2 separate regions of the Mus musculus genome follow, and region 1 is linked to region 2. The links are chromatin loops, found by intact Hi-C in ENCODE. Cell type or tissue: left cerebral cortex. All regions are shown on one strand. Each heading gives the region's core, and the rest is flanking DNA. Links, peaks and the distances in the headings are about the cores only.

Region 1 (16,483 bases), core at 3,017-11,016, 53 kb after region 2:
ATGTCGTCCTCCCAAGCCCTACACAGGCAAGATACTAATTATGAATTGTTACTCTTACTTTCTATAAAGAGCAACCCATAGAAACTCGTTGTCTCACCTTCCAGTCGTTCACTGGACAGAAAATTCAAGCCACACCAGAAGACGAAGGAAAAAAGGAAAGACAGGAATGTGGAAGGCAGGAAAGGAAGGAAGAAAGACAAGCCTAGATTTGGACTAGAGAGATGGATCAGTGGTTAAGAACACTGGATGCTTTTCCAGAGGACCTGGGTTCAATTCCTAGTACCCACAGGGTGGCTCACAACCATCTATAACTCTAGTCCCGAGGAATCTGAAGGCCTCTTCTGGTCTCTCTCAGGACTTTACACCAGCGGTACAAAGACATACATGTAGGCAAAACACCCATATACATAAAATAAAATAAATATATATTTTTAAAAAAGAAAAGTCTGGCCGGGTGGTGGTGGCACACGCCTTTAATCCCAGCACTTGGGAGGCGGAGGCGGAGGCAGGTGGATTTCTGAGTTCCAGGCCAGCCTGGTCTACAAAGTGAGTTCCAGGATAGCCAGGGCTATACAGAGAAACCCTGTCTTGAAAAAAAAGAAAAGAAAAGGCTCACAGATGACCATTTTCTCACAGAGAATCTATAAGTTCATAGATTATTTGCAAACTGAGTTGTAGTTCTGTATAAATCAGGAGTATCAAAATCATTAAAATTTTTAGGAGCAGATCTTACAGGAGAGGTCAAAGAACTTTTAGGGGAAAATATGGAAACACACACACTAAATATGTGTAATTAAAAATTAGAAAAAAAAACTCCATATGGATGGTGACATACATGTATATATAATTCCAGCCCTTAGAAGGAGGAGGGAGGAAGACCAACCTGGGTAACAAGAAACCTTGTCAAAAACAAACAAACAAACAAACAAACAAAGCACTGGTTATGAAAGACTTAAGTTTGATTCCCAGCACTCACATGTATGCATGTGGTGCACAGTCATACATCAATACAGGCAAAACACTTGAACCCACAAAATAAAATAAATCGTGTGTATATTTTTTTTCAAAAAGAAGTAATGGGAAAAATAAAAGACTAGAGAAATATAGAGATATAGTTTGCTAATTAGAAAAGTCATTATTGTTAAATTGTAATTGTTTTCCAAATTAATCTCTGATTTTGGAATTTGGCTAGTGAATTCTAAAATTTGCATGAAAATTCAAAGGCAAAGGGGGCATATGGCCTTTCCCTGAGGCCCCAGAATTTGGGTAGCGGAGGCATTAGACCCATGAGCTTGAGGCTAGACTGGACTACATACACAGACCACATCTTAAAAAACAAACAAACAAACAAAAAACAAAACCAAAAAACTCACCCCCAGTAGATAAGCACAGCCCCCAGTTGAGGGATGGGGCCACCCACCCATCAAAAATTTTAACCCAGAATTGTTCCTGTCTAATGGAAACACAGGGACAGAAACTGGAGCAGAGACTGAAGGAAAGGCCATCCAGAGACGGCCCTGCCTTGGGATCCATCCCATCAGTAGACACCAAACCCCAACATTATTGCTGATGCCAAGAAGTGCTTACAGACAGGAACCTAGTATGGCTGACCTCTGAGAGGCTCTGCCAGCCTCTGACTAAGACAGATGTAGATAGTCACAGCCAACCATCAGACTAAGCCCAGGAAACCCAATGGAAGAGTTAGGGGAAGGACCGAAGGAGCTGAAGTGGATGGCAACCCCATAGGAAGAACAAAATATCAACAAACCAGACCCCTCAGAACTCCTAGGGACTAAACCACCAACCAAAGGGTATACATGGATGGGTCAAGGGCTCCAGCTACATATGTAGCAGAGGATGGCCTTATCTGGCATCAGTGGGAGGGGAGGCCCTTGGTCCTGTGGAGGCTTGTTGCCCCAGCGTAGGGGGATGCTAGAGGGCTGAGGTGGGAATGTGTGGGTGGGGGAGCAGCCTCATAGAGGCAAAAGAGAGGGAGGATGGATTGGGGGGTTTGGGGAGGGGAGACCAGGAAGGGGACAACATTTAAAATTTAAATAAATAAAATAACCAATTAATAAAAAAATACAAAATATTTAAAAAAAGCAAAGAATTTTTCTCTACCACGTGGGAAAACTTACTAGGAGGTTATAATACTTAAAACTAGCAATAACGTGGGAACAGAAAATCAGATCAATAACATCAAGGGTTGTAAAATAGGATAGACCATACATTAAAGATACATCTACTTGACACGGAATCCAGCAGGAGAGGTAGCAGAAGTACCTTTAATCATATTGGAAAGAAAATGCACACCTATTCACACAATCCAGAGAGGAAACTTTTCTGGTAGAATGGAGATGACCCAGAAGAAGAATAGCAAGAGACACAGGCAGGAGGACTCACAGTACCATACTCAACACAAAATGAAAATGTTCAAACACACTTGTGATGGGAAAATGTCAGTCACACGAGGAAATCATGTGATGATGCCAAGTCTCTGGGTCGGGGTGGACAGGAGAAACTCCTACACTAACTGCTGGGACCTTGAATGAGACCAGTTGAGCCTGAGAGCAATTTAGCAACAGTGCAGTTAGCTTGAAAACGTGAATGTTCTTACCAACTCTTACACATCTGAATAAATAGGATGTTACTTTTGCCACGGTTTACAACAGGGAAAACTTAGAAACCATCTAAGTTTATACTAATAGTAAAGTGGCCAAATGAGGGTGGGAAGGACTGTTGCAACTTTTTTTTTTTCTCTCAGAATTGACACATTCTTTCCTTTGACTTGACACATTCCCACCCAGAAGGAGGTGGAGGCCCTAAGTCTCAGGAAACTAAAAGCCTTAAGAGGTATAAGCAGCTCGGAAAGTCGCCAAATCACACAAAGCCTATCCCAAGCTTAGGAAGGCAGTGAACTGATTGGGAAAGAGGCCACTTCAGTGAACTGTCTTCAAGCTGGTGGGGGGGGCACCCCCAAAATGCACCTCTCTTAAGTTGTTGCTCAGCCTGGGGTGGGCTTTTTGATGATGCAACCGCCTTTGAGGCAACCATGTTGCTATAAATAGCCCCCCATCATGCTCTTGCATCCATGGTGACAAATTCATTGGCTCATCAGAGCTGTTTCTTTGCCTTGTCTGGAGTGAGGCAGTCACACAATTTAATAGAAAAGAATTCTACACAGCACCACGATGAACAAAGTTGAGCCAAATGTGTCAACACAGGCAAATCACAGCCTGCATTGCAAGTGCTATGGTATTATTAATGTGAAATTTGAAAACACACATCAGTAGGTTTTATTATAGTCATGTGCCCTAAAACTATAAAGTGAAGAAAAGAAAAAGACATCTGATATAAAATGGTGTTAGGTGGAGGATGAACATAGCATGAAGATATGGATATTCATAACTCTTGAGTAACTCCCACATGTGCACGCACACAAATAGGGAGGTAAGAATGTGTGCAGCTCAGTGGTAGAGCACATACACTTGAGGCCCTCCTCTCACTCCTAAAGGGTGTGTGTGTGTGTGTGTGTGTGTGTATGTGTGTGTGTTGTGTGTATGTTGCTAAGATTAGAATCTAGGGCTTCATTCATTGCTCAGGGGTTCTACACTTCCACATTACTCCATCATTGAGGAAAAAAGGCCAGTGGAGGAGCCCAATCAAGGTGGAGGCAAGAAGTGACGCAGAGACACAGAGGAATGCTGGGGACTGGCTTGCTCCCCTGGCTGGCCCGGTTACATTCCCTATACAGACCACCTGCTCAGGGGTGAGCCAGCCCACAGTGGACTGCCCCTTCTCCATCAACTAGCAATTCAAAAAGAATAAAAGAGACAATTAATGTCTTAGTTAGGGTTTCTATTGCTGTCATGAAACACAATGACCAAAGAGGAAGTTGGGGAGGAGAGGGCCTATATGGCTTATACTTTAGCGCCAGGTTCCACACGAACGTATGTTCAATGTGACAGGCGAGAGGGCGGCCCCCTTTCCAGTTCCCAAGATGAACGAATGGCTGTCCGCACCAGACCCCGGTCCGGACGCCCGGCGGGGGGGGAGGGGGGGGGAGACCCCGCTGAGCTGGGACGGACGGGACCCGGCTATCCGGGGCCAACCGAGGCTCCTTCGGCGCTGCCTGGGCAGGATTAGAGGCGTTCAGTCATAATCCCACAGATGGTAGCTTCGCCCCATTGGCTCCTCAGCCAAGCACATACACCAAATGTCTGAAACATTGTAGTCCATGATTGAGGAAAGCCAAGACAGGAACTGAAACACAGCAGGAACCTGGAGTCAGGAGCTGATGCAGACGCTGTGGTGAATGTTGCTTATTGGTTCCTTCAGACTGCTTTCTTATAGAACCCAGGACCAGCAGCCAGGTGGTCGCTGATGAGCTTGTGTCAAATTGAGATAAAACTAGCCACTACAAGCACAACGCCCCAAGACATCCACACAGGCTGGCCTGCTGGAGGCAATTCCTCAAGTGAGGGTCTCTCTTCCTACATGTCCCTAGTTTGCACTAAGTGGGCAAACACTCACCAGCTCACCAGCCCCCAATATTTGAATTTTACCTTATAATATTATTTTCTGTAAGCTTGGAAGGGCATTTTAAATATACTAAAAAAATCCTGCTAAATCTATAACATCAAATAGTTACACGCATGTCAATATACTAATGACATGCTATGTGATGTTAGAAATATTTTACTATTTTGAACTAAGTATGTCTTGTGAAATATTGATTTAATAACAATATTTTTTACTTGGACCACAAGAAATGAAGAAAATATTTAAAGCTAAGCAGAGCTTTCTAGGATTGCTTTACAAGGGTAAAAGAATACAGACAGAAACGTTTTGGAACATGAGGGAATGAAGAAGAAAAGGTGAGGCAGGCTGCAGGGACAGCCTGTAACAGAGAGGAGGGTTGCTGGGGTCAGGGACACACAGAAGCCGACAGGAAGAGGAAATGAGGAGAAAGGATTTGAGTACAGACCTACAAGGGAGGAAACCGGAACGTGCAGAAGCAGGACAGTCCTTTATGCAGAAACAAGATTACAAGGCAGACTCATGAGCGGAATGTGACTTAACTCACTTAGACTGGAGGATTTTACAGTGTCTATTGTCTTCTACATGCTTATTTCAGAATGAGGAAACTGAGTCTGAGTTCCCTACATTAACTGTGGTGAAGTGTAGACAGAAGGTCAAATTCACATTCTCAGAGCACCTCAGAGAACTCCTTCTACTCCACAGCATCCTCTCTGATCTCCTGCACCTCCACATGCTAAACTGGTGCAAGAGAATCATTAAGACACCCAGCCAGGGCAGAAAATGCACCTTTTCTTTCCCTTGTATGTGGTTTGTGGATGGGAAGGGATGGGATGGGATGGGATGGGATGGCATGGCATGGGATATGTGTGTGTATGGTATGGCTGTGGATCCCCAAATGTCATGGTACATATCTGACGATAAAGAACAGCTTCAGAGATGGTTCTCATCTTCCATCTTTGATACAGGGTCTCTCTTGTTCATTTTTGCACAGTTCAAGTGAGCTTTCAGCAATTTCCCCATCGCTGCCTCCCTCAGGAGCACACTGTGACACCAGCTGTCATGAGGGGTTGGGGATCAGATCTCAGGTCTTTGTGCAACTTTTTACCTCCCGAGTCCCCTCCCCAGTCCTCTTCAAGGTTTTGAAGAAACAGGGCTTATGTGGTGTGGGTTCTCTTCCTAGAAGTCGTTTAGTAGACTTGGTATTGGCAGCTAAAGTGGAGAGTTGAGAAGGAAAAATGTGAGACTTGTATATTAATCTACTCTTCAAACTCAGTTTGGTGCTGGGCCTTGTGAGCCTAGGCTCAGTTTTCTACTGAGTTATGCACACAGCCAGCCACGCATACTAATCCGCTGCTGAGAGGTTCTGATTTGTTTTTAACAGTCCCGTTAACCATCACGTCACTGCCTTTATCTTCTCCCCCCACCCCTGCCCCCCAGTAGAGTGAATGCTAGCACATTCTAACAGCAATTTGGTTTCTCTTCTTCAGAAATGGTATATGCCTGAAGAAAAAAAATTACGAAGTTAAAGAAAACACAACCCAAATTGGTTGTAGGATGCAGGGAGCTTGAAATTAGTCTTATTAGATTGTAAATACAAATGTCTCCTGATTCATTCTGCTGGCTAGACCAAAGTTTGATTCCTAAGCAGTCCGGGCATTGGGAGACACCAGGTACTGGTTACCTTCCTTTCAATGGCTCTGAGTTCTGACAGTGTTCCCTGACAGCTCCCCCGGCAGTTTTGTTGGCCACAGCCTGGAGCTTGAAGGCTGAGTGGACCCATGAATGCGGCTTTGTTTGGGCAGAGTCCTGCTGCAGTGAGGGCACGGACCAGCCCAACACTTGCCATTTAAGCCTCCCTCTGCAGAGCTTTATAACTTGGCTGGAACGTCCAGTTTACCATACGGCTTAGCGGCGAAGGATTACCCTTTACACCCTGAAAACAGACATACCAAGGGAGACAAACCAGACATTTGAGCTTCATTTTCTTTCTTCTTGTTTGTGTTCCCATTTTGGGGGTGGGGGGCATTTAAAAAGTACTTTTAATGAGACATTTGATTCAAAACCATACCCTGGGCCAGGCTGCATTACGTAACATAGTTTTGCTCCTGTTCGGGATCTGGTAAGAGCTTGGAAAAAGTGAGGCAACTTGGTTTTAGACAATTTTTTCAAAGAAGTACCTGGGGTTCTGTTAACACGGTTTTAAAAACATCTTGGGGTTTAAAAAAAATCACTTAATGTTCTAAGCTAAAATAAATATATATATTTTTAAAAATAGCACAGACCCCTGTTTTCTAATTCCATAAAGCTGTAACTAACTACTGAAGTGCTGGAGGTCTCAGGGTGAACAGCCTTGGAGGTCTCTTGGCTCACCCTTCCACTTGGCTTGCCCGTCTGTCGCAGAACTGTCCCTGGCATTGTTTGCTTGAGCCCTTTCTCCAGGCCCACGGAATGTCTGGAGAACACGATTCAATGCTATGAGTTATGATTTGCTATGAGTTGAGATTTTTTTTTTTTTTGCAGCTATTTATCAGCTGGAGCAACACAGAGTCCAAATGATTCTTTTTTTCTAAATTGAATGCTGCTTTTAATTTTCCTCAAGAGCTTTTTAAATGAAGACATGGTGGGTATGTGTATGTGTGAGTGTGTGGGCACATGTACTCATGCACACAAATTTGAAGGCCTGAAGAAGACCTGAGTTGTCTTCTATTGCTCTCTGCCTTATTGCCTGGGTCCCATGCTGAACTGAAGCTTTCCAGTATAGCAAGGCTGGCCGGCCCGTGAGATGCCAGGACGCTCCTGCCCGCTTCAGTACTGGGGATAGAAGCACACACAGCCATGTGTAACCTTTTATGTGGATGCTGGGAATTTAAAACCAGGTCATGATGTTTGCACAGTAAGGGCTCTTCCTCTCTGAGTCATGTCCCCAGCCTCAGCACTCTTTATGCCTGGGTGTTTGGTGTGTGTGTACAGGGGACAGAATCCGGGGTCTTGAGCATGAACAAGGGCACCATCACTGAGCTAAATAAACCTTTAACCCCTTGGCACTCCTTTAAGAAATGGAATGTTGAATTCCTGCCAGGTGCTTGTTCATTCAGTACTCCAATTAAAAACTAAGCATTGGGTGAGACTTTTACAGTTTGTTCTTTTTTATTTTTAGTTTTGGGGATTGAAGGCAGGATTTCACACCTACTAGACCAGTGGTTGTTAACCTTCCTAATGCTATACCTTTAATACAGTTCCCCGTGTTGTGGTGAGCCCCAACCATAAAATTATGTTCATTACTACTTTATAATTGTAATTTTGCTACTGTTATGAATCAGAGTGTAAATATTTTTAGAGATAGAGGTTTGCCAGAGGGGTTTGTGACCCACACATGGCTAACTGCTGTGCTAGACAAATGTCCTACCATAGAGCTCTATCTATAGCCTACAATTAATTTTTGTGTTTTAGGAGAGATAGCCATATGGAGAGCCCATAAAGTCCAGATAAAACACACTCGACATGGGCAGTTTATGGCTTTATCACATGCAATTACGCCATAAAATGATATGCAATCCGTTAGAAATACATTGGAAATGTTAAGTGTGAAATAATTTATTGACGGAAATGAATTGCCCGAGATAGGACACGAACTGAAACTGGTGACCCTTCATGAATGATTGCTGAGATATGTAACCCTCCCCCCCAAAAAGAGTAAAAAAGTGATTAAAACCCATTATTTGTGGAGCCACAAGAATAAATGTTAAGGCAAAAATATTGCATACACTACCAAGATCCTTTTCTTTTGGAAATACCTGACTGGCAGGTACAATGGACAGTTCTGTAAGAAACGTTGCCATGGTAATGCAAATGTTTGGGAAAGCAATACAAATAGTCCCTATTTGACTGTTTTTAGCAATTTGTCTCATCTCTGTCAGTAATCTTGGCAAAAGACAATGAGGCCTTGATGATACATTCTTTTTGTTTGGTTCATTAATAAAAACAACAACCTATAATTGGACTTCTCATAGTTGTTTCATTTTGTGGTTGATTTTAAATGCTCTCTAAACCTCTACTGTGCAATTGATATTTCCAGAATATTATTAACATACTAATAACAGTAACCATTATATTAATAATGTAACCAATATAATTGCATTAATTAGTAACATTGTTTATTATGTTAATATGATTTTCTTTTTTTTATTTACATTTCAAATGTTATCCCCTTTCCTGGTTTGTCCCCCACGAAACCCCTTATCCCATCCCCCTCCCCCTGTTTCTATGAGGGTGTTCCCCCACCCACTCCTGCCTCCCTGCCCCGGCATTCCCCTACACTGGGGCATAGAGCCTTCACAGGACCAGGGGCCTCTGCTCACATTGATGCCTATCAAGGCATCTGCTACATATGCGGCTGGAGCCATGGGTCACTCCATGTGTCTATGGGTCCCTCTTTGGTTAGTGATTTAGTTCCTGGGAGCTCTGGGAGGGTCTAGTTGGTTACTATATTAATATGATTACTATATTTCCAGTTCTTTCAGAATCCTTGTGCTTTCCATCCACAGTGGGCACAAAAAAGAATGAACAGGCTGCAGTCATCTGGGCACCAGACGTCCTCCAGGCCCATGTGTTCAAGGCTTAGTCTTGAGATCTTGCAGTTGGGAAGAGGTGAAGCCGTCAGAAGGGGCCTCTTCATGGGAGGTCATTGAGAGATGTCCTTGCGGGGTGGTGGCAGTGGGCACCTCTCTTTTGCTTCCTTGCTTCTGGTGATTTTGCTCCACCACATGCCCCTTCTATGTGTGCTATTTTGCCACAGGCCCAGAATCAACAAGGTCATCAAATCATGGAGAAAAGCATCCAGAGCTATAGGACAAGCTCTTTTCCCTTTAAAAGTGTATTTAACATGGGAAGATTGGGAGTGGGTGGAGAACATCTGTCATATAAACGCATCACAGAATTGGAAGAACCTGGTTAATAATATAATCATCAAAGCTGTTTTCTTCGGACCAAATAATCCAGAATATTTCCTACAGTCTTTTTTTTCTTCCCCTGAAGTGAGGGTGTGAAGGTTATGTGTGTAGGGTATGAGGGTGTGTGGGAATGCTAAGCAAATGTTCTACCCCTGAGTTACACTGTCCAGCCTTTCCTATGCAACTCTATACTGATATTAGATTAAGCAAAGGAAGCAGAAAGTTGCGGGGGAGAGAGATTGAGACAGACACAGAGAGAGACAGGGTAAGGGCAGGGAAGGAGAGGAAGATCAGAAAGAGTTGCTGAGGGAGCAGAACAGTAACTCAAAAGGGGCACTTGCGTTGTCATTGATGGGAGAGCACAAACTCAGGTATCGCCAGAAAAAATCTTTTCTGACCCTGTCTTCTGGCTTACCGCGGTAGCCTCTTTATTAGTCATCTATTGCTCCATAACAGATTAACCCCAGCAATCACTCACAGTTTTTGCGGGTTGAGAGTCCAGGAGCAGATTAGTTAAATCACAGGGGTCCAATCTCACAGGAGGCAGTAGAGTAAACTGCTGCCCTCTGAAGACCCAACAAAGACAAACAGATTTACTCATCACATGACTGTTGGCGGGCAGCCTCATTTCTTCACCAAGTGTGCCCCATGATAGACTGCTGAGTATCCTTCCAATATAACAGCAGGATTCCCCTAAGGGAGACTGATTCGAGAGATCCAGGAGGAAGCAAAAATGCTTTTTACAGCCCATCTCTAGTGGCTATGTCATGAACACTGTCCTTAGGCGTCTTTCTGATTCTTTGAGACTGCATCTTTTGGTACAGCCTACACTCAAGGCAGAGACTCAGCCTCTACCCTTTTAAGGGAGTATCAAAGTCCCTGTGGTCCTAATTCTACCTGTCACTTCACTAACTCATCCTAAGCTTGCCAAAATATTCAGCTCTACGTTCTCTTGTGGGATAAAGTAGCAGATTAAAGTTATCGCATCAGCTTTTATCCTAGCAATCTTCTATACAATGCATAGTGAAAATTACTGGCAAAAAATTTACTTTCATAGAAGCAAAAATGCAAGCATGGCTTAAGCAGCACACAGCAAACACTGTAATAGATGAAAGAGTCATTTTGCCCTAGAGAAACATTCTTTTTTTTTTTTAAACAGAGTCTGTAATGAATATGTGTAGATTCTTATTCTTTTTTTTTAAAGATTTATTTATTATTATATCTAAGTACACTGTAGATGTCTTCAGATGCACCAGAAGAGGGCGTCAGATCTCATTACGGATGGTTGTGAGCCACCATGTGGTTGCTGGGATTTGAACTCAGGACCTTCGGAAGAGCAGTCGGAGTTCTTAACCACTGAGCCATCTCTCCAGCCCCACTCTTTTTTTTTTTTTTAAATAGGATGTTATAAAAATTTAACTCAAAAAAACTAAACTTATTTTAAAAGAAATAATGGCCACAAAGAAAAACTTATAATAGTAGAAGCTCTTGTGAAGATCCGATGCAAAGGATACCACTGTGTAATAGAAACCAAGGTCAGAAGTAGCAGAAGGGGAGTGTAACCCCATAAGAAGAACAGTATCTACCAACCAGACCACCCAGAGCTCCCAGGGACTAAACCACCAACCAAAGAGAAACTTGGAGGGAGATATGGCTCCAGCTGCATATGTAGCAGAGGATGGCCTTATCTGGCATCAATGGGAGGGGAGGTCCTTGTCCTGTGGAGGCTTGATGCCCCAGCATAGGGGTATGCTAGAGTGGTGAGGCAGGAGTGGTTGGGTGGTAGGAGGAGCACTCTCATAGAGGCAAAGGGAAGGGGGGATGGGATGGGGCGTTTGTGGAGGGGAAACCCAGAAGGGGGATATCATTTGAAACAAACAAACAAACAAACAAACAAAAAATAATTCAAGGTCAGAGGGCAGGGTCACTGGTTGAGAGCACTTACTGCTCTTGCACAGTACCCAACTTCAGTTCCTAGCACCCACATCTGCCAGCTCCCAGCTTCCTGCAACTCCAGGCCAGGGGATCTGACTTTGCTGCCTTCCGTGGCCACTCATGAGCACACACCCTCATCCAGACAAAGGCAGAAGTAAAGATAACAAGCCTTTTTTAAAAAAAAAAAAATTAAACCTCTCCTGTTATTTCACCTGGAATAAAATTAATACCAATATAGATATAGAGAGAGTCTCAGCAAAAGAAATAGAAAAGGGGTGGGAGTTTAATTGAAAAATAGAAGAAAAAAGATCTATCAATTTGACAATACTTTGAAAACACCATCTCCACAGTCAACTTTGTTAGGACAACTTTGATTAAAATCTTGTGTCAGTGACCTGGAGCAAAACTCCTTAAGATTAGAACCCAGGTATCTAAGTGTCAGTGGAAACAAAATGTTTGCAACAGTGCTCTTGTTCATTCACCATGTGTATATTAATAGGGTAGAAGGTTTCTGGAGGAAATGTTTTCTAAGGATAAAATTTAGAGTAGAAACTGTTGAAGAACAGATTGACAAGGAGGCCAGCTCAGTGGTAAAATGCTTGCCTCCCATACTTGAGCACCCAAGTTCTACCCCCAGCATAAACAAAAAGAGAAATTGGTTTTTCACTTGACTCTCAAAAGATAAGAACAATCCAAAACAATATAATCAGTGTATTTAAAATAGGAATGAAACTGGATGTGGTCATGCATATATGTAAACCCAGCACTTAGGAGGCTAAGGCAGGAGAGTTGCCAAGACTATGAAGTCAGCCTGGACTATTGTGAGCCCAGGGTAGCCTGAGCTATAGAGTGAGCTCTTGTCTCAGGGAGGAAAAGCCAAAGTCAAAGCAAAACCAGAACAAACCGGCTCAGTGGTTAGGAGCTTACTGCCCTTCCAGGATTAGTTTCCAGCAGACTGCAGCCGCCTGTAACTCGAGTTCGGGGAAATAGATGCTCTCTTCTGGGCTCTGTGGTTCCCTGCACCCATGCGATGCACATAAACTCATGCAGACTCACACATACACATCAAAAAAAAAAAAAAAGTCTTTAAAAGCCAAGATAGAAAGAAAAAAGAGAAAAAGGAAGAAAGACAATATATGGGGACAATTTTGGAAAGTAACAATATTTGGTTGACAGGGAGTTGATATGTATGTGTAATATGTAAATAAATATACAATAAAAATAAATAATTACATAAATTAAGTTGATAATTATAATTTGTCTTTCACAAATCAATATGAAAAGATGAAGATTCTAACTAAAAAAATTAATGAACCTTCTAACTTGAAAAATAAGAAATTGATTTCATATGAGAAAAAGGCCAATAAAATTATGAAGAAATCTTTAATACAGCTAGTTAGCAATTAAAAAATATAAATAAAGATATGGACTCAGTGGTGGCACACACCTTTAATCCCAGCACTTGGGAGGCAGAGGCAGGCGGATTTCTGAGTTCGAGGCCAGCCTGATCTACAAAGTGAGTTCCAGGACAGCCAGGGCTACACAGAGAAACCCTGTCTTGAGAACAAACAAACAAACAAACACAAAAACAAAAAAAATGGACTCTTACAAATTACTGTTGTATATAAAACTGGTGCAACCAATATTTTTGTTTTTGTTTTTGTTTTTGAGCCAGGGTTTCTCTTGTACCCTGGATGTCCTTATACTTGTTTGATAGACCAGGCTTCTCAGCCTCAAACTCGGGGATTCAACTGCCTCTGCCCCAGTGCTGGAATGAAAGGCGTGTGCCATCATGCCCTGTTCTTTCTATAAAGCTGAAGACAGGGATGAGTCAGTGATTTCTATTCCCAAATTCATCCACATCTGAGACTAATAAGCAAAGTAGGCACAGATGTAACAGATGAGTGTGTAAGGGCGTTCCTCACAGCACACACTCATAAACAGGAAATTAGAGAAGTATCAAAATATATGTTAACTGAAAACTTGGTTATAGTAAAAAAAAAAGATACACTCACACAATCAAATCTTATTATGCGTTAAATTGGTGTTTCAGAGAGATGTTTACTCTTATCAAAGATATCACTGTCCCTTCTTATGTGAAATGGAGTGTTTGGTATGATAGAATCTCAGTGCAAACAGAAATGGAAGGACATACAAAAAACCCCTGGGTGATGAAGCCACAGGCCTTTGGTCCTTTCACTTTCCTGTAGTTTCTGCATCAGGTAATTCAGTATGGATTGTTTTCATCATGAGATTAGAAGTTGAATTGTAAGTATAAACATTCTCCACTGTAACCAGAGGCCCTGTTCTAGGTTTACCTTTTTTGTTCTTTTCTGGACTTTATACAGAAGTCTTTTAAGTTGTTTATATGGCTTTCCCTCTTCCTCATTGGAAAAAAAATGTACTTACTGGGCAATATTTAAATACAGGTCATAGTTCTTGTGTATCCACACCTCTGCTCCCATTCTGGTTCCTCCCTCCCCCTACAAAATTGACTGAAACATCTATGTGGCTTATACAAAGTAAACAGTAAATCTCATTTTCAACAAAGTAAACAGTTACGCAACACACAGGAATAAGCCCAGGTGAGCCCCCGTAGGAGACATTCACGCACAGGCTTGCTGGACAAGAGTGGTGATGTTGCCTTTTGCAGACAGTCAGGCAACTATTAGTTCTTACTTCTATTTATAAATGAATAAAATGTCACCAGTTTTACTTACAAGTGGCATTTATTATCCTGAATGTGCTCATTTAATTTAATCTAACAAATGCTCCACAGTGCCAAAGGAAATCTGCTTAAGCTGATCTCTAATGGATTAACAAAAGCACTCGGGGATTTTCTGCTATTTTAAAGGAACCTCTTTAGTTTGGGAATGGAAAGGGCTACCTCTGCACATCTTTAACCCTCTAGGCATTTTATTGCTTTGCTATTCTTGCTAATTCCAGCTTGTATTTTGAGCAATATAAAAGCAAAGTATTTCTCAAAGTTATCTAATTTCTCTGAGTGGTCTAAGTCCTGTAAAGAGTTATCATTTCAGGGGCCAGGAGCTTTTGTCTTGTCAAATTTCCTCTTCTAGTTTTCCCCAAGGCCTCTAAATGGACAGCAGAAGACATTAAACAGGAAGTTACATTTCTTTGATCTAGAAAATTAGGAGGAAAAGAACCAACGACAAACGGAAGTCAGGAGACGGAAGGCTAATGCTTTCTTTCTGTTAATTCCAAATCCTTCTGGTATCCTAGTTTAAAGATCAAACACTACAAAGAAGTGTAGTGTATCTTTCCAGCTGGATGGAACAACATGAGCATTTCCTATGATCCGCTGATGGTTCAAATTCTATTTTAAAAGAGGTCGACAAATATTTACGCATAATCTTCACTCTTGCCTTTAAAAAAAAAGATTTGATTTGTATTTTGAGACACCAAACAAAAGTAGAGAAAAGTTCAGCTCTTGTGTTATGACTTGGTCCAGTAGCAACATGTTAGGAATCATTACAATAACAATTTCCATAGCAAATACGGAGCACACATAATTGATTTTTGCTTTGCGTTTCTGGAGGCAATAGGGGCTACTTTTGTTTACAATTAATAAGCAGTATGCCATCTGGTTCATTTACTAGATTACTGGCTTCTGAGGTCTCACAAAGTAATCAAGTTTGTGAATGAATGACTGAACCAACTGGAGAGGAAGGACCCTTGTCAATCGTTTTGTTTTATGAAATGAGGACACACTACAGTTCAACCATTATCTACAACTACTATTATTTCACAGGAAATGAATATTTTAATGAGAATCACTCATTTTTAATTCCCACATAAGTCAGCTATGTTATCACAGTACAGAAATGTTAACAAACATCTGGGGGTCCTTATGAATTTTGTAACTTCCAAGACCTCCCCGAGTCTTGTAAATTTTACTTACTAATTTGTTGACTTATTGGTAAGTGTTAGGTAAGTGTTATTTATTCCCAAGAGTTGGGAGCCTCCTTCTACCATTTACTGATGGAATGTTTCAATTAAGGAGAGCTACTGACATTTATATATGCTCATGGCCTAGAATGTATGTTAGCATATATTTTGTTGTCTTTGACCTTTTCTTTCATTAATGCCTTCATTTACTCAACAAATAGTTCCTATGGCTTGTTATATATTAGGCATCACTGAAGATTATTAAGAAGAATAAGATCATCTCCATCTTTGGCAAGAGGTGTGTTGTGTGTGTATGTGCACATGTCTATATATGTGTGTTTGTGTATGTGTTTATGTATGTGGTGTATGTGTATGTGTGTATATGTGAGTATATGTGTGTATGTGCGTGTTTGTACGAATGTGTGTATACATAATAGGTGTGTATATGTGTGTGTATCTATGTTTGTGTTTGTGTGTGTGCAAGTGTGTATTCATGTGTGTTTGTATGTGCATTGCATAAGAGAACACTGGTGATAAAAGCCAAGGGCAGGATCAAGAAAGTGTCATGGAAGAGGTGTGGCTGAAGTTGACTACTAGAAGATGGAAAGATTTTGATAGCTCACACTCTCCAAGGCATCAATGAGATTAGGCAAATCAATAAGTCTTGGAATGATTGACTATATCCAAGGTTTTTAGGATAGTTTGCCTTTATATGTTACAGGCAAGTTTTGAAGAAGGCAAAGTCACACCATTTTGTAGAGGAACCTCAAAGTCAAGACACATGTTTAGAACTTTGTCTGGTAAGGAGCAGGTAGGACAATTCTGGAACGAGATACCAGGGGGCAAAGGTTTGAGAACTGGTGCTGCTGTCCTCATAAAATCTTGAGGAATGTCTCAATCCCTGCAACCCTGCATCTCCCGTCTATACGATGAGGCTAATGGCTACACGGTGTGATAGTTTATGATCGAACTGGGTGAGAGTTGGAATGCAAAAGGCCTGATGCGCATACCTAAACTCACTGAGGTTTGCTGACACTTCAGGATGAGGAAGATTAGGGGCTAGCCTGTGACTTCAAGAGAGAGATGGACTGAGAGTGAAAGCAAAAGGGAAGACTTCAGGAATGGAAGAGGGTAGGTAGAAGTGAGAGATG
Region 2 (16,483 bases), core at 3,074-11,073:
TCAAGATAATCCCCTGGAGGCATCCCTAAAGACCCATCTGTCAGGTGACCCAAGATCTTGTCAGGTTGACTACACTAACAATCACAGACAATATCCAAATACAATAAAGGATCCTGGTGCACCTATTTATTTTTTCAATGCCTACTTTTTGAAATATGTTTATACTGTAGGACCCCTGATATGGGGACCCCCACTCTAGTCCAGGGATAGGGTGCACCCACGAACACGCAAGAATCCTTCTTGTTGCAATATACACGAGGCTTTATTGGCAGAGCTCTGGGCCGACACGTACCTCACACAGGAGGCAGGGGAGTCGACCCCAAGTCTCCAGAGCTAGGGGTTTTTATGGAAGAAAAAGGGATAGGGGTGCGAGGAATTTCAACAAAGGTATGGGATTGGCTCATTCAAACATTAACAGTAAGATTACATGTCAGCCAAAGGGCATCAGGACTTTGTTCCTGTGGGCTGGGGGCTTATCTTTGTTCACATAGCAACCAGTTGATGTATGACTTTATCCATCGCCAAGGGGCAGTAGACAGAGGGGAGGTTCCGGCCAGATGGTGTAGACCCAGACAAGATAGCCCTGCCTGTGTCCTTGCATTCTTTTTCATCTTTACAGTCAAGAGCCCTGCCCTGGCATCCGGGCTCATAGACAACTCTTTTACATGAATCACAAGTTACAAAATCTCATTTTCCTTCAATACTCTTGGCCAGGATGGCCTTAGCTTTCAATCTTCAAGCCTCAGAAGTCATAGTGCTAGAATTAGAGGTGTTGCCACTACATGGAACTTCAACTGGATTCTTGTGCTAGGGGGGCAGAGTGTGTACAGGGAGGTGGAGAATTATTGAAATGTGAGTGGGCCCCAAAGTGCAGATGACATGATAATTTCTGATCTATACTAATATGTCAGTGTTAACTTCCTGAATCCAGAATTGCTGCATTCTGGATATGCAGAATAATATCCGTGGTTGTAGGATTCACATTCTCAGGTGTACAGGAGTGACGGCAGATCAAGTCAGAAACTTACTTCCATGAAACCCAGGAGAAAAGTTTCTTATACTGTACTGGCTTCTTCTGTTCAAGTTGAAGATTTTTTTTTTTAAGTATGAAAATACTGTATCCAGTCATCTAAATATCTGAATACTGAAATCTGAAGATTATCATCAATGTATTAACTATTTTCTTCTAAAAACAAAAATGGAGCCAGCTAGATGGACCAAGCTTAGCCCTCAGAGGCCTGAGGAGGATGGCCTGAAGTTGGAGGCCAGCAAACATACACGGAAGGCTGACCTCCAAGACTAGCTATTTAAAGGTGCTTAAAACTGTACCTACATGTCTACATGCATCATGCATAATGTTCTGGTGCGCTGCAGTAAAAATAGGTCAAACGTTTATATGAGACTCTAGGAAGCTCTACTAACCCAATTCAATGTTCATAAAGCATTTTAATGGTTTACCTTATAAATATATACTGCTGAACTTATAATTTTTCACTAGCAAAATATTACTTTTTTCTGTTTTATTAGTGGAGGTCTACAATGAATATCAATGATCCAATTCCCCACTTATTATCAATAGGCAGTATCTTACAAGTGTATTATACATGTTTTTGTTTTGTTTTTTTCGAGACAGGGTTTCTCTGTATAGCCCTGGCTGTCCTGGAACTCACTTTGTAGATCAGGCTGGCTTCTCGAACTCAGAAATCCACCTGCCTCTACCTCCCAAGTGCTGGGATAAAGGCGTGCGCCACCACCACCTGGCCATATTTTACATGTTTTAAATCTGCCAAACACATCTGATAAGACGTATTGTGATGTGATAGGTGTTAGCAGAGGTTTTTAAATACTGCAGCGTTCTCATTCCCATTGGTGAGCACCTGTTGTCTCCTCTTCACATAGTGCTCCCTGGCATCTCAGCTCCTCCCTTGGAACTTTATAACCTGCCTGCCATCTCAGAAACTAAAAAAGGTAATAGCAGGGGACCCCGGGACCAATGGCAGCACTTGGGCTACCATCCACTTTTCCTGGTCGGCCCCTGTGCCAACCTTCTCTTAAGCTGAAGTGACAAGCATGTACCACCATTCTAACTCAAGAAAACCGGGGCTACCAAGCAAAGTGTCGACAACACTGTTAGCAAGTGAGAAGGCCACAATTAGACACACTGCTTTCATGTATCAGAAAACACAGAGTACCCACAGTACAGCAAAGGGTAGCAGGGCAGGGTAAAGGAGGGTTCTAGCTGGGGCAATTATTATTTACTAGTTATGAACACTTATGTAAACCCCAGCTTCTGAGATCTGCCTTCTCATCCATGGAAGACAGGATATGGAAACCTACGACCAGGGCAAATATGGTTACGTGAAATGTGCAGGAGAATGCCCAACAGAGCTTAGTATAAAACAGGCATGCAGTGAATTCTATTCTATTCTTTTTCTACATAAAATGAACCCTTTGCTTTAGGGTTTTTTGTTTGTTTGTTTGTTTGCTTGTTTGTTTTTTGAGACAAACTCTCCCTCTATAGCACATACTGGCCTAGAACTCACTCTGTAGCTCAGGCTGATTATAATAAGCTCTCAGCAATGCTCCTGCTTCAGCCTCCAGCACTGGGACTGCAGACATGAATTACTAGACCTGGCTATAAAATTAACTTTGAGGGGGGAAAAAAAGACTTTGTAGGCAAAAAACTAAAAGCTAACTAAGATGACACCTTCAAGAACATGTGTGTGCACGTGCACGCATACATGAACACACACACACAAAACACACATGCACTGGTTCCTCTGCTGCTTCCAAAGCCTTCCTAGGCCTTCTCTCAAGCAGGTGCTTACCTTAACATGCTGCCGTAAGCGATAGAGCTGTGGGGGCAGAGGTAAGCCCCCTACGAGAAGCACTGTCTTCATGCGAGGCAGACCACTCATCAGTTCCTTGGCCTGCCTCTCTATCTGAATGGCCAGTTCTCTTGTCGGTGTGAGAATGAGTGCGGATGGAGTTTTATCCTGAGAAGAGGGGAAAAGTAACTTAGAAACCCGGCAATTAACTTCTGCTGACACAAACTGTGCCCTTCACCGAGACACCATCAGCCCCAGTGAGGAGCCTTTTGCTCACGCCATGCAGATTTTTCCTCCAAAAATGAGAACATGGCCCATTTCTTACACAACTTGGATGTATAGCTAAAGACCTGAGAGGGAGGAGGGCTACAGAGCGCACAAGGTGAGAAGGGTATGCTCACATCTCTAGTCATCTTCTTGCAAGGCGGAATCTCCTGGTCACCCTGAAGACCCACCAAAGCCTGGCACTTTGGTACCTCAATTCTTCCCTCTCTGCTCTCACACATTTACATCTTTCTTTGGCCAAAGGACTGAAGTTCATGTGTAGAGACGTGAGAGGCGTCCACATCCTACTTTCTGCCTTAGCTCTGTTTAACCATCTTGTGTTTGAGCTGTGCCTTTAAAGTACTTTCCCTCACTGTTTCCTCTACTGTTCCTTCTTTCCTTCCTCTCTCCCTACACTCCTCACTCTGCTTGCCACTCGCATAGCCCACAGGCTCACCAGGACAGGTTGGATATCCTCAATCCAGAAGTCTGAAACCAGAATGCCCTTTTAAATACCAAGACTTTTGAGCACCAACGCAGCTTACAAAAGTTTCAGATCTTGGGGGGTATAGGGAAGAGCACTGGCTTTTCTTGCAGAGGACCCAGGTTTCATTCGCAGCACCCACATAACAGCTCACCACCTCCTACAGCTCCAGTTACAAGAGATCCAGGATCCTGTTCTAGCCTCCAAGGACACAGGCACATATGGGGCACGCTGACATATGGTCAGGAAAACACCCGTACACGTAACTGAAATTATCATTTTTGTTTCTAGAGATTCAGAGTCTGGAACACTTTGTATTTTGAATTTCTGAACCAGGGATGCTCAGCCAGTGAAGTCTATGCAAATGTTCTATAATTAGAAAAACTCCCAAATCTGAAATCCTTCTGGTTCCAAACCATTTCAGACGATGACACTTGGCATGTACGAGGAAAATAAACATTCAGTATTTGTGAAATTGTGTGTGAAAATGCTTTATTCACTATTTCTCATTTTGTTTTGCTTAAGACGGGGGTCTTACTATGTATAGCCTAGGCTGTCTACAACCCTACAACCATCAGGCCCAGCAGTACTATTTAAAGATGAACTGCGGGTTACACTTAAGAATATACTGCCAGGCAGTGGTGGCTCATGCCTTTAATCCCAGCACTTGGGAGGCAGAGGCAGGTGGATTTCTGAGTTCAAGGCCAGCCTGGTCTACAGAGTGAGTTCCAGGACAGCCAGGGCTACACAGAGAAACCCTGTCTCAAAAAGCCAAAAATAAAATTATATATATATATATATTAAAAAATAAGAATATACTTTAGGGGCTGGAGAGATGGCTCAGCAGTTAAGAGCACTGGCTGCTCTTCCAAAGGTCCTGAGATCAAGTCGTAGCAACCACACAGGTGGCTCACAATCATCTATAAGAGGATGTGATGCCCTCTTCTGTCATGCAGGCATACATGCAAATAGAGCATTCAACTCATATAACTAAATAACTAAATCAATACTTTAAAAAAAAGAATATACCGTGACATGCTGCAACTGCATTATAACTTTAATATGCTATGCCCGTTCCTCCAAACCCCGAGAGGCTTAGCTGACATAAGCTACGGCTCATCCATCTGGTAAGCAGGGTTTTGCCTGCAGATCAAAACTTTGTTCTTTTATAGAAAAGCTGCTAAAAATAAAATGTCTTGTAAGGAAATTAATTTTTAGACCTGCCAGGAAGAGAGATCTTTGGTTCAGCAATAAAAGGAATATTCTTTGAAGTGATGTTTTCACACACGAAACAAAGCAAAGTCACCGGCACCTTGGTGACTTAATTCGCAAATGCTAAGCAGCAGCGTGCAAGTTTATCAGTTACACACAATGAAACTCGGTAAATCCCGCGTCTGTTTCAGAGAGGAAGACATGTCAGATTGGTAAATTACCTCAGAGAAAGCTCGGATAATAACAGGCAGGAGAAAAGCAGCTGTTTTCCCTGAGCCAGTGTCAGCGCTGGCCAGAATGTCCCTTCCCAGGAGCCCCACAGGAATCATCTGCATCTGGATGGGGGTTGGCACTTCGTAGCCTGATTTCTTCAAGTTCTGATTTAAGGTCTCAGGGAAGCCACAGTGCTCGAAGTCGATAATGGGCCTGGCAACGTCTTGTCCTTGAACTGAGATTCCTAGCTGCTGTTTAAGGGTTTCAATCTGGTCCTCCTTGAGGGTCACAATAAAGGGGTGCTCTTTGTAGACATAAAAGGCATCCAGTGGGGACTCTGGCTCGGCAGCCACTCTCTGTGGGCTGCTGGGTCTTAATGATCCTTCCCCTTCCTTAACTTGTAGCAGATGCTTCGCTTTGCACTCCAAGCTACACACGTCTTCGTCCGTCTTGTCACAGATATACTCTCCATAACGACCGCAGACGACACATACAGGCTCCCCAGGCTCTGGCCACCGCTGGGTTTTAGAAAACGACTTTACAGGCTCTTCAGATGGGTGGCTGTCCTTCACACCCTCATCAGGTCCTGTGGAAGAAACCTCAGCCAACTGGCAAGAAGGACTGTTGGTGCTTGATGCATGGCCGGGCTTGTCTGCTGTGACAGCTTCCTCAGTGACTGATGTGTGGACCGGAGTATCTCTGTCTCCCTCCACCTGAAGGCCTCCTGCTTCTGGCTTGCTTTTTTTAGCTTCACCGCTTTTGAGGTCATCATTAGAACTCCTCTTGATTTTCAAAGATCTTGGAACAAACATTCTTCAACATTCTGTTGAGGAAATTGCACCATGAGATATATTTTACCCTCAATTAAGCTCCCATGTTAGCCCATACGATGTTGTGTCAGAGAATTTTACTCAGGGCAATAGTGAAGCCGTCATGTCCCTACTTAAGCCAACTTCCACTTATCAATTTCCTCTGGGGGAAGGGATACAGTCTTTTTCCTCAGACACTGCCCTATGAAACACTGCCTACGGTTCCCCACAACCTTGCTGTGCACGCCACCTGTTTCTGTTGACCCATCACTTGTACTATTATGGAGCAGGTATTATAGAAATTCTACAGCATATCCTTCAATTGCATTTTCACACAAGAAGATACTTCACAATTAAGAATCTTAAAAAAATCAAAACAACAGTTCAAAAGGGGAAAATGCAATTATATTTATATACATAAGAGTGCTCATTCTCCGTCGTTTTTTGCTAATCTTCACAACCTGGGAAAGTAGGTCACTGCAACCCTAAGTTCATATATGTATATATTTACATGATATACATATCAGGTAGCATAATCGATACATGTATATTGAATGATTGGGAATGTACTTCAGTGGTAGAGTGCTTTGCTAGCAAGTGAGAGTCTGAGTTCCACATTCCAAAGAAAAACACTGATATATACACACACACAGAAGCAGATGAAAACTCCAGCCACCTAGGAATTAAGTTTATTTATTCAAATAACAATTCCTAAGTGTTAGAAACCAAGTATTCCTGCTCTGGAGAACAAATTAGTGATTGGGGAAAGAATGTTTAACATTTTGGGACCATGAAATAAACTTAATTTTCTCAAAAACAAAACAAAACTTAAGAAATCGCTAGTACCCATTTTCTATTAAAAAAAAAAAAAACCAACAAAAAACATGGCACCCAAACCGCCTGAAGCTTCTGAGGAGCGGGAATGGGTGGGGCGCTCGGGGCGGCAGAGCCGACAACCTCCTCCTCCGGCTCCAGGCAACGCCCGCATCCCGCGCATTCCCGCCCTCCCCACCCGCCCGCGGGCCCGCGCTCCAGGCACGCGCACGTCACGAGGACCCCGGCGAGCGGCGTGACTTAGTCCGCAGCCGCCGTCCAGCACGCAGGTTACGCCGGAGCACAGGAGCGGGAGCCGGAGGCCCGAGGCCCGAGCTGCCAGGGCGGCGCACGCTCACCCGCGCGGACCGGGCCGCGTCCGTTCCCGCTCGGGCCGCTCCGGTCCAGGCGCAGGGCCGAGTTTCCGGCCGAGTAGCCGGGAAGCTCCGCAATCCCAGCCAGGGTTTGAGGGCCCCGCGCCTGCGCACAGCGGGAGGCGGAGCTTCATCTGGCCACGCCCTCGCGGTGACGCGCTGCGGAGGGCGGTGCACAGGGTAGCGGGCAGATGTGGGAATCCTTTTGGAAGGCTCTAGCATGGAGTAGGCTGGTGAGAAAGGATTGCCAGGAAGGGCGGGGCCCTCCACGCTTAGAAAGTGGGAAGTTTGAGTGGGCCAGGAAAACCTCCTGTCAGATACTGAGAATAACTCGAGAATCCGAGCAACTTGATATGGCGTAGTTAATATGCCAAATATTCATAGATGCAGCACTCCGCCCCGCGCTGTGTAAACCAAAACTAAAACCAACCTTCAAAGTCTCCCTAGTTCCAACGGGTGGCCTTCACTTTGCCAACTTCTGGAACAGCCTGACAGGTCCCAGGACTTGCACTTCTGTTGGGGTGGGGAGGAAGTTGGACAGGAGAAGCAGGGAAATAGAGGTGAGGTTTTGGGTGTTATTTTTTTTTGAAAGATACATTTCGACCCAATATTTGATGCATACAAAATTAATTTACCAGCTACGTTAAGTGTGAAAATACTAATAAAACAAAACTCTGACTTTTATGTTGGCATTAGTAAATTAATAAACGCTAAAGCATTTCTGTATCGGATTCTACTTGCTTCGTTATGGTGTGTGGGTGTGTGTTCAGCTTGCCATTTTTGGTAGATACATTTGGCTGACAATGTTTTGTTTACCTTTTGAGCGTTATAAAAATAATGCATACCATATATATTTATGTATGTGTAGCCTTCCAGTATTTGCTTTAAAAAAAAGATTTATTTTATTTATATGAGTGCACTGTAGCAGTCTTCAGACACACCAGAAGAGGGCGTCAGATCTCATTACAGATGGTTGTGAGACACCATGTGGTTGCTGGGATTTGGACTCAGGACCTCTGGAAGAGCAGTCAGTGCTCCTAACCGCTGAGCCACCTCTCCAGCCCCAGTATTTCCTCTATTAACTTTTTTTTCTATGATTCACTGAAATGTACTATAGAAATTAACTTTACTGGTCAGATAAATGGGATACTGTTCCTGTCAAGACTGTACTTAGTTTCATAACACATGTGAATATGGGATCACGTTACATCCTTTGTCTATAGGACATACAGTAAATGTGTGCATTTTTCTGAGTTTGAAGGTTATAAACTTGCACTCTTACCTGAGTTTGCTGACATGTAATTTGCCTATTCCCAATATAAATAAATACTTTTGAACTTAATGTATATTCATAACTTTATTATTTTTTCTTATTTTGGTCTTCTAAGAAAGGGTCTCATGTCTGGCGTTAGACTCATTATGTACCAGAGTATGGCCCTGAACTTCTGATCTTCCGCTTCCACCTTCCAAGTGCTGGAGTTAACTGGCATGTGCCACATGGCCAGATTGTATCTTTTTATTTAAGTCTCTTCCAATCATATAAACTCCTGCCCCTACAAAGCCAGGCCACACCCCTGGTAATTGTAAACAAGGCCCCCAGATCACTGTCGTTGCCTCCAATAGAGAATCCCCTTTGTCCCTCGGAGGTGCACTGTAAGGTCAGAGGATTTAGAGGTGTTCAGCTTTGACTTTCTCTCTAAAATTTTTTAAAATTGTATTTGTTACTTGCAGATGAAGGTCAGAGCACAACGTTGGGAAGCCAGTTCTCTCTGCCTCGGTGAGGCAGCATCTCTTGTTCCTGCTATGTTGTGCATTCCACATAGATCAGTGCCTCATTCTGCCATCATCAGATAAAGTTTTCTCCAGAGAGAGCGAGACAGAGACAGAGACTCAATCTCCATCAAACCCCTCTTCTCAGGGTTCAGAGAGCCAGGGAGAAGAGACAGAAAGATTGTAAGAACCAGAGATGACCCTAGGAAAACAGTGTCTTCCAGACACAACAGCACTGACACACATATATGAACTCCTAGAAATAGGATGCTCAGGGCCTGAATAGGTTCAAGACAGATGGAGTCCTAGAACAGAGAAGCAAGAAGACATGAGCTCCTATTCCTAAGAAGCTGTCTCCAACTGATACCTGCTTGCAAAGAAAAAAATAACTTTCTCCACTGGAGTCTCACAGGGTGTACAAGCCAGCCACCCTTAACAGCCATCCCATGCCCAGCAGTGGATGACCAGATCAATGGTATTTTTGTAGACATTTTGTCTCATATTACTTTGTTTCTGCATTTTATGTCTAACTAGTCTTTTGCTTATATATTACAGTTTCTAGTTTTGTGTTATTATAGGTTTTGGGTTTTGTGTGTCTGTGTTCCCTTTTTTCTTTCTTTTTTAAAAATTCTGGTTTGTTTGCCTATTTGTTTCTGAAAAGAAAGAGAGAAAGAAAGGGATATGGTTGGTGGGTGGGGAGTTGGGAAGGATCTGGGAGGATCTGAGAGAGGGGAGACCAAGATCACAGTATATGGTATGAAAAATTATTTTCAATAAAAATAATAATTCTTATTTTATGTTTTGTTTATAGGTATTTTATTTGCGTGTATGTCTGTAAACCATATGTATACAGTGCCCACAGAGGCCAGAAGAGGATGTTAGAACCCCTACAACTGGAGTTACAGAAGGTTGTGAGCTACCATGTGGGTGCTGGGAATGGAACGTGGGCCTTGAAGAGGAGCCAGTGTTCTTAATCACTGAAACATCTTCTCCAGCCCCTATGTTTTCAGTTTTAAAGTTGACTTTGAAAAGAATCAGACTCTGAAAAGTTTTGACGAATGAAGCATCCATGTTCCTCACATGGGCTCAGTTCGTATGCTTGGAACAGGATTTGTGTTGTTGAACAGTGTGAGAATACATTATAGCATCCAAAGGCAAAGCTGTTCTTTCACGTATCCACAGAACAATGCTCAAATTTAGGTAATTTAACATTGAAGCAATACTATGGCTGTGATTCAGTCTCTATTTAAAATTTGCCAGTTGTAGTCCAAGGCAGACTCTCCCTCCCCAGCCCAGGCTGGATTGAAACTCTAAACACTGGGATGCCAGGCCTGTTTCTCCACTCTGGGTTCTCTTCCTGCTTCCTTTATGGAGTCTTTTGATGAGTAAAACTTAACAAGTTTAATGTACTTAGGTTTGTCTGTCTCTTCTTCTGTAGCTAGCAACTTTGATGTCCAAAAAGCCTTGCATATCCTAAAATGAAGATTTCTTTTCTTAGGATTTTTGGGAAGTTTTGGTTTTCTTGTTTATAGTTAAATCATGGCTCCACGTTGGAATTAGTTTGTGTTTGCTATGAAGTAAGGATCGACTTCTTGATTAGAATGGAGAGGATTTGGACTTCAGTTGGCAAGAAGGTAGTTGTCTGAATAGTAGTTATTAACTAGGATCTTTTTTCAAATGACTGTCAATGTTACATCTGGGATGTATCAATGTTTCAAAATGCACTAGAATGTTTCAGGGCTCATTATTCTCCTCTAGGTCATCTCTCCCGATGCCATTACCACCCTGTCTTATTACTATAGCATTATTACAGGTTTTGCTAGCTGGAAGAACATGTTCCCCCACTTTGACTTTCTCTAGGAGTTTCTTAATTATCTTTAATTAATCTTCAGTACAGCTCTTAGAATCAGTTTGTCCTTTTTCAGTGCCTCAATGTGATGATGGTGTTTGGAAACACAGTATTTCTATAGAATGGTGAATGTTGAAAAATGATGGCTAGGTCTGACAGCACACCACCATGATCCCAGCACTCAGGAGGGTAAAGCGCAGGGCAGGGGTCAAGAATTTGAGGCCAAGCTGTGGAGGAGGAAGAAGAGGAGGAGGAATTTAATAGGGCAAACCTCTTTTTTAATATTGATCTTCAGATCTGTTCATCTGTTTGCCTCAAGTCCATCAATGGTTAAAAATAGATCAGCCGCTTTCCATAAAGATGGTAGGTCTGTTCTAGCCCTTTACTTTTATAAACTTGAAGATCAGTATTAGAAAAGCAACTTAAACGTTAATGTATATATATTTTAGGATTTTAGATTTGAATGCATTCTCAAGAGTGCAGTCACCCGCTCCTGCCATGCTCCATACCCAAGCAGGAGAAATAATTTTATATCACTCTACTGCATGTTCAACCGACTTTAAAACAGGAGCTCATTTTCCAGGGCTGTCCAGGTCTTCACTGAAGAACTCTCTCTACCTAGGCATCATCAAGAAATTTAACGTACATTGTCATGTTTAATTTTCAGTATAATACTATAAAGTAGAAATTTTATCCCCAACGTACTAATGAAGAAACGGGTTCTAGTATGTACACAACTTTCCATGGTCACACAATCCAAGGTCTGTGTCCTACATTCATTAGACTACAATGCTGTGCTGGTTGCTTTTATTACCTCATGACGAACTAGAGTTGCTAGGGATGAGGAACCTCTATTGAGGAATGGCCTACATCAGACTGGCTTGTAGGCTGCCGGTTAGGGCATCATCTTGAGTAATGATTGATGTGAGATGGCCCAGCCCACTGTGGGTGGCACAAGAAAGTGAATGAAATAATTTTAGCCTGGAAGCAAGCCGGTAAGCAACATTCCTCTATGATTCTTTTTAAGTCCCTTCCCCCTCCTCCCCTACCCCTCTCCCGTTTCTGCTTGATTTCTTCCCTCAGTGATGACTTCCTTCAGTGATGGACTAGACCCAGAAGTGTAAGTCAAACAAACCCTTTCCTCCCGAGATGGTTTGGTCATCATTTCATCACTGCAACAGAAGATCAAACTAAGGCAACCACCTGCAGGTCTCTTTAATGTCAACCAAGGCACACGGTTCTAGCCACCATTTTCAATGTTCCCAGCATTTCTCAATCCTTTTGAAAGCTTTGGGAACATTAAAACCCAACCCTAGAAACATTCATGCCTACGTGTTCCCCAGCCCTGCCCAACTTCCTTTGGTTTTCCCAGAGATGCTTTGAACCTGTGCCCTGAAGTGCTCATATTTCTTAGTGTTATCATGGAAGCAAGGGTGGGGTGACTTACTCATCACTACCTGGGGAGCGCAACTCACTTCTATGTGGGTCTTGGGTAAAGCCAGCTTAACATTTAAGATAAAAATCCGCCTTATAGGATAATAAGCCAAACCTCAGGACCATTCCAGTCTTAGGCTTTCCCTTGAATAGGAAGCTCCCGTTTGGGATGTCTTCAGATATCTCACCAGAGAACAGTCTGATCCATCTAAGCTTCTATTTTTGTTTTCTCCACAAAAGGTTCTTTATGGAAATGGATTCCTGGTGGTCTTTCGGTTGCCAGGTTGTGGGAAACATTGCTTGTAATAGACCACATGGAAATCACAGACAGCATTACTATTGCTGTCTTATTATGCATTCTGCTTTATGTCAAGGAGGGACAGGAAAATACCCAAGAATGACTCAATTAGACAAGAGTTGTGGAATGCATGCATCCTCTGAATCCATCCTGAGAGTTTGCCTTAAGCTCAATATTAGACCAGGCAATGTTGCAATCATCTGGGCTGACCTGCGTGTTGCTCTCGTGTTCTGTTGAGACATGTACAGAAATAACAATGCTGAGCATTCTTTCATGTCAGGGACCTTTATCCTCATACCTATTAATTTATAGCTACTCCTTACTCTTACTCTACAAGCTTGGAAAGCCTGAATACATGTACAACAAGGCAGGCAGGAAAGTGTGATTGGCAGCACTACATTTGTCTTAAGTTTCCCCCCATTTGTGTCACCATTGCGAGGATGTGGTGGCCTCTACTGCTTATAGTCTTTAAGACCTTTTCCTGACACTTAGCTTTCACATGCTATAAGTTGAATTCTTTACTCATTCAGTAGATCCATGAAGTCTGCCATGAATCAGACCTGGGGATATATTGATGGAAAAGCAAGTCATGATCGTTTCTGCCCTCATCACCCTGTGAGCAGACAAGAGGAGATACAGTCAGAACCCAACAAAGCGGGTGCTGTGGGAAGTACAGGATGTCATGGAATATGCAGGATGGTACATACAATGGACATGGGAGACCATGGAATGCTATCCAGAGAAAATGGCATCTAAAGACTGAATGGATGTAAATGTAAACAATTAAAATAGGAAAGTGAAGAGGAGGAGGAAGAGGAGGGGGAAGGGGAGAGAGAGGAGGAAGAAGAGGAGGGAGAGGAGGAGGAGGATTAGGAGGAGGAAGGAGAGAAAGCCCAAAGTGCTGCTATGGCACATGCAAGGAACTAACAGAAGTGGGTTTTGGTCTGCTTAGTTCAAGTTATGTTTCACTAACAAGTAACTGGAAATGCCCGTGACATGTAACAGTAAAAACATATTTCCCACTCATGTCAATGGAGAACAGAGTATTGGGGGGGGGGGTGTGTGGAACGTGAGAAATTGCTGAGAAGAAAGTCTGAGGTAGGGAACCGGGTAAGAAACCAGTCTAGACAAGATGGATTGAGTTCAAGCAGTACAAGTCAGAGCCTGGAGGAGTGCGCAGAGTCAGGAGACACACAGAAAGCAGGACTAAGCTCAGTCTATGCTTGTCCTTAGGAGAACCATAGAGCACAACATGATGACAGGCAAAAGCTCTTTTTTGTTGTTTTTGAGAAAGTATCCTTCAATGTAACTGGCTGTCTTGGAACTCACTATATAAGCCAGACTGGTCTTGAAGTGAGAGCCCTGCCAAGCTCTGACTCTTGAGTGCTGGGATTAAAAGTGTGCAACACTATGCCCAGTTTGATAAAAACTCTTACGTAGATGAATTTAATACTTACAGTAGCATGACTGATACTCATATATAATAACATGGGTCGCCTTCATATGAATCCAGGTGGTCTTTCTGGTCATTCTTTTTCTTTACTATCTCGACTTTACACCCACAGATCCGAGGGTTAATCCCCCAACATCCTCCAGGTTACAGGTCTATTCACAAAAGTATGTACCTTGACAATGAAACTTCTGAGATGACAGATCAGGAAATGACTAAGTGTACGTCTATTTTATAGCTCCACAGCCAGTAACATCATAAATTTTGCAAAGATGTCATTTGAGGATTAGGAGAAATAGACTGGTAATGAACTACAAAGTACACTTTATCAAATGGGAGGCCACATACAGGATTCACTGGATTTTACACAGCAAGGCCATTGAAGCCTGAAGACTCCATGGCCACCATAGCCACCATGGCCACCATGGCCATTGCCACACTGGGAACCCTGCTCCTGCTAAAGTGCATTGATTTGTCAGACATAAAAGCCCTGCGTTGGATTTTTTACTTTCAAAATTAAGAATGTGGCTGGGGCACTAAAGCCTTTAAAAGTTCAAAGAGCTATTTAACACTTAAAAGGGTTGATCTTAGATCCCTATGATGGCTCTACATTTCTCAGCAGTGGATAGAGAGAACCAACTCGTATTCTCCGTGAAGCGCTGGGGATTGTTCTATGGCCCTACACGTGCCAGGCAAGCAGTCTACCACCAAGCCACATCTCCAGCACCCAAGTATTCTTTTATTTGGAAACAACTTTTTCCATCCAACTTTACTTGTCCAACTGGAGCATTCTGGTGGGGGGGCTAGCATTCACTCATTTACTCAAAAATTCCCCAACACTGCACAGACAGCTGCTCATGGCAAGAGGAAGACTGAAGAGTCCCCGAAGGTAGCCTGAGGGCTTTTATTTTCTTCAAGGTCATGAATTCAAGAATTTTTAAAACATATTTATACATTTCAGTTTATACTATTGTGAAATGTCAGTTGTCCCCAAAGCTTTCAGAGTCTCTTCAAGACAGTCTCAAAAGTCTTTGATAGTTTCCTTGTTTCATACTAAACACACACACACACACACACACACACACACACACACACACTCACACATGCACATGTACTCACACATGTACACATATGCATAGACTAAGTGGATCTGCAAGCTACATTCCTACCTCTGACTCCCATAATCACCCTAGAACTCAGGTTGTGAGGTTTGCATGGCAAGCCAAGCACTTTCGTCTGCTGAGTCAGCTCTCAGATGCATCTTACTGATTTTTCTGTCTGGAGTTTAGGTTCCTGGTTTCCTTTACCTGAAGACAGGATTTATACATCACAACCTAGGCATGGGAGATGTTAATTGCTATTAATTTTGTTAGCAATTCTAATCCCTTTTAAGGGAAAGACCTAAAATCTCCCTGCCCCCATGTCTTCCCTGTCTCAAAACTCCTGAGTTCATTCAATTCAAATATAGAAATGCAAAGTTTTCATTTAACTTTGATTTTTTTATATCATTTCTGTTACATTGATAGTTCTGGTTTCTGAGACTATCAATATACTTACTTTCCTTATGTAAAAAAAACTAGAATAACAATGTCAAATTGTGCATACCTATGCAATGCAGAATTATGGATACTTATGGTATCAAAAGCAGTTTAAATGCATCTGTTGGTATGCTCCTAATTCCAGCTATATCCTAGTGAGCATATAGAGTCAAATTAGTGCATTTTACGAGGCAATATAAACTCCCTGTGTATGATTGAGTCATATATTTACAGACATATATGAAATCAGTCACTTCCTATAGTTTTAAAAAATTTTAGATTCACCTTTTTCCATTTTAATTTGGCAAGATTTGAAATAAAATCCACTAAAACAATGTATATTCTGAAAAGTCTACTTTTTATTCTCTATCCTTTTACTTTTATTCCTTCCCTTTCTATAGATTACTTACAATCTTTTTAAGACAATTAAAACATTTTGTCTCTCATTTTAGTTTCAAATACATAAGCAAAGACTTACATGTATATATAAATATGCACACACCCATCTTGCATATAAACAGGAGTGTCCTACTGACACTTTCCCTCCACCCTTTCTCACTTAGCAGCATGTTCTGGTTATCACAGCAGGGTATAGAATTAGTTTTAGTTCTCTGCATTCCACTGGATGTCTGCACCACAGCTCCATTCTTTTCTCCAGAAATAGCAGAGCTGATTCTTGGCTACTGTAGATGTGCAGTGTAAAGTCCTTCAGCAAGCTTCTATATCTCCAGCACAATTCACTAAATCCACTGCCTAGCGTAAGCCATCACTCTTTGAGACACCAAAACACAAAATCATCCTGGCAGTCAATTAGCATACCACTGACTCATCTCAGTTTCAGAGGCTGAAAATGTATTTTCCTAAGTGAACATTTAAAAATTTAAGATATTAGAATCTCTTATAAAACTCCTAAGAACCTAAGAGAAAGGTGCAACCATGAAGCTTTCTCTTGTTTAGGCCCTGTCCCCAGCCCCTGGCACATACTTGGCACTTAAATATTTGTTAAGTAAAGAAGTTAAAAGCCGGGCGTGGTGGCGCACGCCTTTAATCCCAGCACTCGGGAGGCAGAGGCAGGTGGATTTCTGAGTTCGAGGCCAGCCTGGTCTACAAAGTGAGTGCCAGGACAGCCAAGGCTACACAGAGAAAC

What was found. A loop is a pair of places that touch in the nucleus more often than their neighbours do. Peaks named below come from ENCODE experiments on the same cell type or tissue, not always from the same donor. Only the 100,000 strongest peaks of a DNase experiment are listed, where the experiment ranks them.
Region 1: a loop joins it to region 2, with 2.4 times the contacts of the local background. A loop is called at or near these places in 3 of 42 quality-filtered maps.

The regions. Positions count from the first base shown.
Region 1 is chr1:136,352,631-136,369,113 of GRCm38, reverse strand. No RefSeq gene overlaps it. Among named protein-coding and RNA genes, the nearest start is that of Camsap2, 15 kb to the right of the region's middle. In left cerebral cortex, for the core only: no CTCF peak of the experiment used is centred there; DNase peaks (open chromatin) are centred at 4,187, 6,380 and 7,247; H3K27ac peaks cover 651 bases.
Region 2 is chr1:136,405,923-136,422,405 of GRCm38, reverse strand. Ddx59 (DEAD box helicase 59) reads right to left here and starts at 7,135. Exons shown (of 8, transcript NM_026500.3): 1 at 6,983-7,135; 2 at 5,010-5,824; 3 at 2,829-2,996. The coding sequence starts at 5,813. 9230116N13Rik (RIKEN cDNA 9230116N13 gene) reads left to right here and starts at 6,887. Exons shown (of 3, transcript NR_024328.1): 1 at 6,887-7,557; 2 at 8,729-9,242; 3 at 9,579-10,490. In left cerebral cortex, for the core only: a CTCF peak has its summit at 7,937 (motif pointing right); DNase peaks (open chromatin) are centred at 3,816, 4,657, 5,152 and 7,179; H3K4me3 peaks cover 1,460 bases; H3K27ac peaks cover 2,009 bases.